Linked DNA regions of Homo sapiens: region 1 is linked to region 2. Evidence: chromatin contacts called from ENCODE Hi-C data. All regions are on one chromosome and are shown on one strand. The core of a region is the stretch at or near the end of the contact, and the rest is flanking DNA. Distances in the headings are between cores, read along the strand shown. Region 1 holds the start of MIPEP (mitochondrial intermediate peptidase). Region 2 holds the start of CPAP (centrosome assembly and centriole elongation protein).

The links. Hi-C counts contacts between places; a loop is a spot of excess contacts on that map. Pooled maps may share reads with other maps.
Region 1: a map of CD8-positive, alpha-beta T cell shows a loop between it and region 2 (9-fold over the local background). The contact joins the promoter of MIPEP here to the promoter of CPAP in region 2. A Hi-C loop is called at or near these places in 2 of 168 maps with a recorded cell type or tissue (CD8-positive, alpha-beta T cell and naive thymus-derived CD4-positive, alpha-beta T cell) and 16 of 50 pooled maps.

Annotation. Positions count from the first base shown.
Region 1 is chr13:23,888,103-23,890,802 of GRCh38, reverse strand. MIPEP (mitochondrial intermediate peptidase) reads left to right here and starts at 1,403. Exons shown (of 19, transcript NM_005932.4): 1 at 1,403-1,671. The coding sequence starts at 1,483. PCOTH (prostate and testis expressed opposite C1QTNF9B and MIPEP) reads right to left here and starts at 1,935. Exons shown (of 4, transcript NR_172510.1): 1 at 1,792-1,935; 2 at 761-803. RefSeq lists enhancers at 1,004-1,063, 1,123-1,623.
Region 2 is chr13:24,921,485-24,924,184 of GRCh38, reverse strand. CPAP (centrosome assembly and centriole elongation protein) reads left to right here and starts at 1,324. Exons shown (of 17, transcript NM_018451.5): 1 at 1,324-1,424. RefSeq lists enhancers at 377-1,278, 1,279-2,180.

The DNA of each region.
Region 1 (2,700 bases), core at 154-2,653, 1.0 Mb after region 2:
ACATATGCAGAACGTGCAGGTTTGTTACATAAAAATGTGCTGTGGTGGTTTGCTGCATCTGTCAACCCATCACCTATGCAGGTATTAAGCCCTGCATGCATTAGCTATTTGTCCTGGTGCTTTCCCTCCCATTTTGCTCATTTTCTAACCTAGGTTTTAATCACCATTCTATCCAACAAATCATTGTTTGATCATTATTTGCCAGACATGAATCTCTACTTGTTTTCTAGGATCGCCCTAATAAAGTACACAAACTGGGAGTCTTTAAACAACAGAAACGGACTTTCTCACAGTTCTGTAGGCTGGAAGTTTGAGATCACCGTAGCAGCAGGGCCATCCTCCCTCCAAAGGGGATACAGGAGGATGCAGCCTTGCTGCTTCCAGCTTCTGGCAGCTGGTGGCAGCATCACTCCAGTCCCCGCCTCCATCTTCAGGTGGCTGTCCTCCTCCTGTATCAGCCAAATTTTCCTCTTCTTACAAGAACAGCTTCCCTAATCTAGTATGACCCATCTTAATCATAATTGCAAACTCCATATTTTCAAATAAGGTCACATGTACAGGCACCGAGGGTTAGGACTTCAGCATCTATTTTGGGAGACACAGTTCAACCCAATCTGCCCTCTGGTTCCCAAAATTGATTTCCTTCTCATGTGCAAAATACATTTTCGCACCATGTCAACATTACCAAAAGTCTTAACACTTTCCGCATCAACTCCTCTCACCATCTACATCATTTAAATAAGCTACAGAGGAGACTTACTGTGTGATTCATCGTGTGGCAAAATGTCTCTCCATCTGTGATCCTGTGAAGCGAGACGAGTTAATCCACTTCTAAAAGACCGGGGGTTGGAGGGGGAGACAGGCATAGGGTAGACAATCCATTCCAAAAGAGAGAAAGGGGAAGGAAAAAAGGGTTCACGGGTCCCAGGCAATTCTGAAACCCTGGAGGGAAAATCCCATTAGACTTCTTTCACTATTTCCCATCTAAAATTTTTAACTGAGCTATGCAAGAGTAAAAAGTTACCGGACAGAGACACCAAACAGAGAAGTGCAGGATAAATTTACCAAGAGAGTAGGTTAAAAGGGAAACTTCTCCTTCAGGCCTATGGTGGGCATTTCTTGTTTACTCAAGTACCTGCCGTCTCTCAAAGAATATCTAATGTCCACTGGAATTCGAATATGTCATGATTTTACTCGCGCCCACCCCTAGTCAACTTGGGAGGGAAGCGCAACCCTAGCCTTTTCTTACTCTGGACACAGGGGGCGGTAAACCGGGAGGGCGGCCGAGAAGGCGAGGGGGAGCGACGCTCTTGCTCTCTGGACGACAACGTGCCCACGTCCTGAGGCCGCGCCCAGACCCGGAAGCGGGGCCGTCACGTGGGGCGGCGTGGGCTGCTGCCTTGGAAACGCGGAGCGCGCGCTCCCAGCGAAAGCAGCAGGGCAGGGATCTGCGTTGGAGGAAGGGACTGCTCTGGTGCTAGAATGCTGTGCGTCGGAAGGCTGGGCGGCTTGGGAGCCAGAGCAGCAGCTCTGCCGCCCCGCCGGGCGGGCCGGGGAAGCCTCGAAGCCGGGATCCGGGCCCGAAGGGTCAGCACCAGCTGGTCTCCCGTGGGCGCCGCCTTCAATGTCAAGCCCCAGGGCAGCCGCTTGGACCTGTTCGGCGAGCGCCGGGTGAGCGGCGCAGGAGGAGCTCCCCTCAGTCCCCGAGCTAAGCCGACCCCTGCTCCGCGCGGCCAGCAACAATCAGGGCGAGATTGTTTGGGCCTGGGAGGAGGCGAGCAGCGAACCCACCTTTTACAGTGGCGTCTTGTGTGCGCTCTCGATGAGGGCAAGGTCACCTCTGCTTTGAGGGGCCGGGTTTAGTGGTCTCCTACCCAGAGTGTCGGGTCCGGGAACTGCTTCTGCATGAGCCCCTTGCTCCACGTGAATCTGAATAGTTCGTTCTGGCAGTGGCGGTGAATTCGTCCTGCCAGGACCCGCCCTCTGCATACACTCAGGCGCACCCCTGCTAAAGCCCTTTAGCTCCAGCGCTACAGTCCTGCCTTAAGAGGCCTATCCCTGTGCGTTCACAGGCGGCATCACATGGTCTTTTTGCAAGGACACGGCTGCCTGCAGTCGAGTAATGGTAATTTCATTAATACCTGAAATTCCATCATCTATTAATTAATTTATTTCAAAGCTTTGGGCTTTCTTGTTTTAAAACACAAAACTCTGTTGAGACGAGTCTCACTTCCCATAGTGCCATGGAATTGGTCACTTTGATTTCTTACCCCAGGAAGTCACTAGCCTGCGTTGTCTAGTGAAAGGTGAGAGGAAGGCAAGGTTGGAAAGGACTTACCTGATGCCTGTTCTACTTGGAGTTTGTACATTTTGTCCGTTTTAGGTTAAGGATTACTTTTATTTTTGCCTTTTAAAATTTCGTTATACTGTATTGCCTTATAAAGACAAGTCTAGGGTATTGTTGCACTGAGCTAAAGTGTGTGATTCTTGTTTTATCTCCATTATCAGTTTTGTCTATTTAAAAATTATTTTGTGTGAAATTTGCTACACCACCTTCCTTAAGGGTATGTAGTGTTGGTATTAACATAGTTGGTGTGAAGAGACCTACTTGTAGGCGCTGAGCAGAAAGACGTGAGGGGAAGCCTGATTTTGGGTGGATGAGATATAACTAATTTTAGCTTTTATTTTTCCCTTTTTGTA
Region 2 (2,700 bases), core at 75-2,574:
AGTCTCGGGCTTTAGCTTCCTCACCCACAGTGAAAATTAAAAAGAAAAATTGGGCCGGGCGCGGTGGCTCACGCCTGTAATTCCAGCACTTTGGGAGGCCGAGGCGGGCGGATCACGAGGTCAGAAGATCAAGACCATCCTGGCTAACACGGTGAAACCCCTTCTCTACTAAAAATAAAAATAAAAAAATTAGCCAGGCGTGGTGGCGGGCGCCTGTAATCCCAGCTACTCGGGAGGCTGAGGCAGGAGAATGGCGTGAACCCGGCAGGCAGAGCTTGCAGTGAGCGGAGATCGCGCCATTGTACTCCAGCCTGGGCAACAGAGCGAGACTCCATCTCAAAAAATAAAAATTAAAAAAAGAAAAGAAAAATTGAAAAAAGAAGCAAAACCGAAATCTTGATTTAGAGAAGTAGACTCTTTTTGAAGTAGAAAGCAAAACAAATTTTGGAGGACCAAATTTCTGTGAAATAGTTTTGTCTTTAGCAGTCGTTTGTTTCAGTTATAACGGTTATAAATGGCACTTCATTTGATTTCTTTAAACATTTTACTTGGCCTGCTGTTTAATCAGACATGGAAGCCAGGTATGTAGTACTGTGGTAACTCACGGTGCTGTAACTTCCTAGATTAAAGGGCCGTGGCAGTTAAAACGAAACAAAACAAAAAAATTTCTTGAATTCTGCACTGTCAGTATTCAAACTAGTTTCAGAATCTAATGGACACACTCTGCCAAACCACCGATTAGCCATTTGAGGAGAGATGAAAGATGCCTATTTTTGGAGTGAATTCTCATAGGGTTATTTTCGTCTTACGAAATGGTGTAGCGGACTGCCCTTTTTCTCCTTTACTAAGTCACCTCAGCCAAAGCGGAAAACAAAGAAAAAAACCAAACCAAACCAAAAAAACGACAAAATAGACCGTACGCAAATAGAAAAAAAAAAAACAAAACCCAAAACACCTCCTTTAAGCGTCGGTTGGGCTCTATGTTAGCTTTGACTCTCCGTGCTCCCTGCTTTGCTGGGAACACGGAGATCCATCGCTCCGTTAGGCGTTCCCTTTAGTTTTCTAAGTGTGGGAGCCTGGGGCGACGTCCACCACGGAAGGTCTCTCCCGGAAACGGTTTTCCGCCCCGCCACGCCGCCCGCCTACGTCGACCACTGGCCCGCTGCTGGTCGGAAGGCGGCGCGCAGTCCATCCCCCGCCGGGCAACGCCCGTCGCTGTGGCGTCACTGGGAGTTGTAGTTTCACTGGGCTCAGCGGTGCCTGCGCTTTAGCGCAGACGCGCGGGTGAGATCCTCACTTCCCACAGGACCTCGGGACGGGGGCGGGGCTCCGACAGAGGCGGCGATTGTGGCGGCCCATTTGTAAATGCTGCGGAGATTGAGGTGTCGGTTCGTGCTGCTGAGCTGCCCAGGCTTCACGGAGCGGTAATTTGTGGGCGAAAAGAGCGGAGGAGCTCTTTGTCCGCCGCCCTGCGCCGGAGATGGACGGCGGTGGGCGGGCAGGACTCTGCTCGGACCTCGGGGTTGGCTCGGCGGGGCGAGGAGGGAGCGGGGCGCCGGGACGCGCTCAGGCCCACGGGCGCGCTGAGGCCCACGGCAGTTCAGTGGCTTCGTTCATTCGCGCTGCTTTGTTCTTCGCAGAGCTGGGGAAGCCGGCCTCTCTGGGGTGTCTGTCTCTCTGACCTGGCTGTGGCGGAACTTGAGTTCCTGTGGGCAGCGCGGCAGCCGCAGTCCGCTGGAGCAGGGTGGTGAAGTAGCGTTGCTGGCTGTCCTAAGGGCCGGTCTTGCCCCAGCTTTGTCAAGGGCTTCTCTCTTGAAGCTTCGTGTGGATTCATGGCTTTCAAGAACGTGTTGTATTTTAGGGGACTGCTAAATCACTTCCCAGACCAACTAGTTACTTCTCACGGTCTAAGAGTGGCTTTGAATTTGCTGTTTGTATCCACTCTCCTCCCTCACCGTGCAGAGAATTTATCTTTTTTTCAATACTGCTTTAAAGAATGTTTACATAGCACTTTCTGGAGATTTCAAGGCTGTCAGTTTGTTACATTTTTTAAAAGTTTTATTGAGGTATAATTGCTATACAATAAAAATGGCACATGTTTAAATGCATTCCATTTGATGAGTTTGACATACACGTGCACCCGTGTCCTTCAGATTTTGATATCTGTAAAGTCTGAGTCCACATACTAATCCTATCTCGGCATATATATTATCAATGCTCCCTTTACCAAGACCTCAGTATCAATAATAAGTAGCAGGTTCTGGTGACGCTTTTTTTATACTTCATGCTGACATTAAATATATTTTTAGAATCGCGGTCATGAAATTGAAGGTATAGAAGGTGTGTTTGGTGGGGAGTTGGAGGAGGAGATGCAAAAGTCTGGCTGCTGCATCCCAAGACTGCTTGCACTTGTCAGTCTAGTAGGGAATTTTTCTAGTTTTCCATATTATGAAATGACCTTGTAGTTTGTCTCCCTTCTGAATTTGGATTTCGAAAGATTTTCTGCTAAGGTCATTGAAATTAAGCAAAGTTACGTGGTTGATTTTGAAAAAAAAAAAGTCATTACTTTTTTAGATTGGTTTCCTACTGAAAAACAATTTGCTTAGAAAAAGTTTTTACAAATTATTCAGGAATAACAGATATCCAGTAAAGTGCGCTAATCTTAAGTGTACAGCCTAAGTGTATCCACCCCCTGTATTA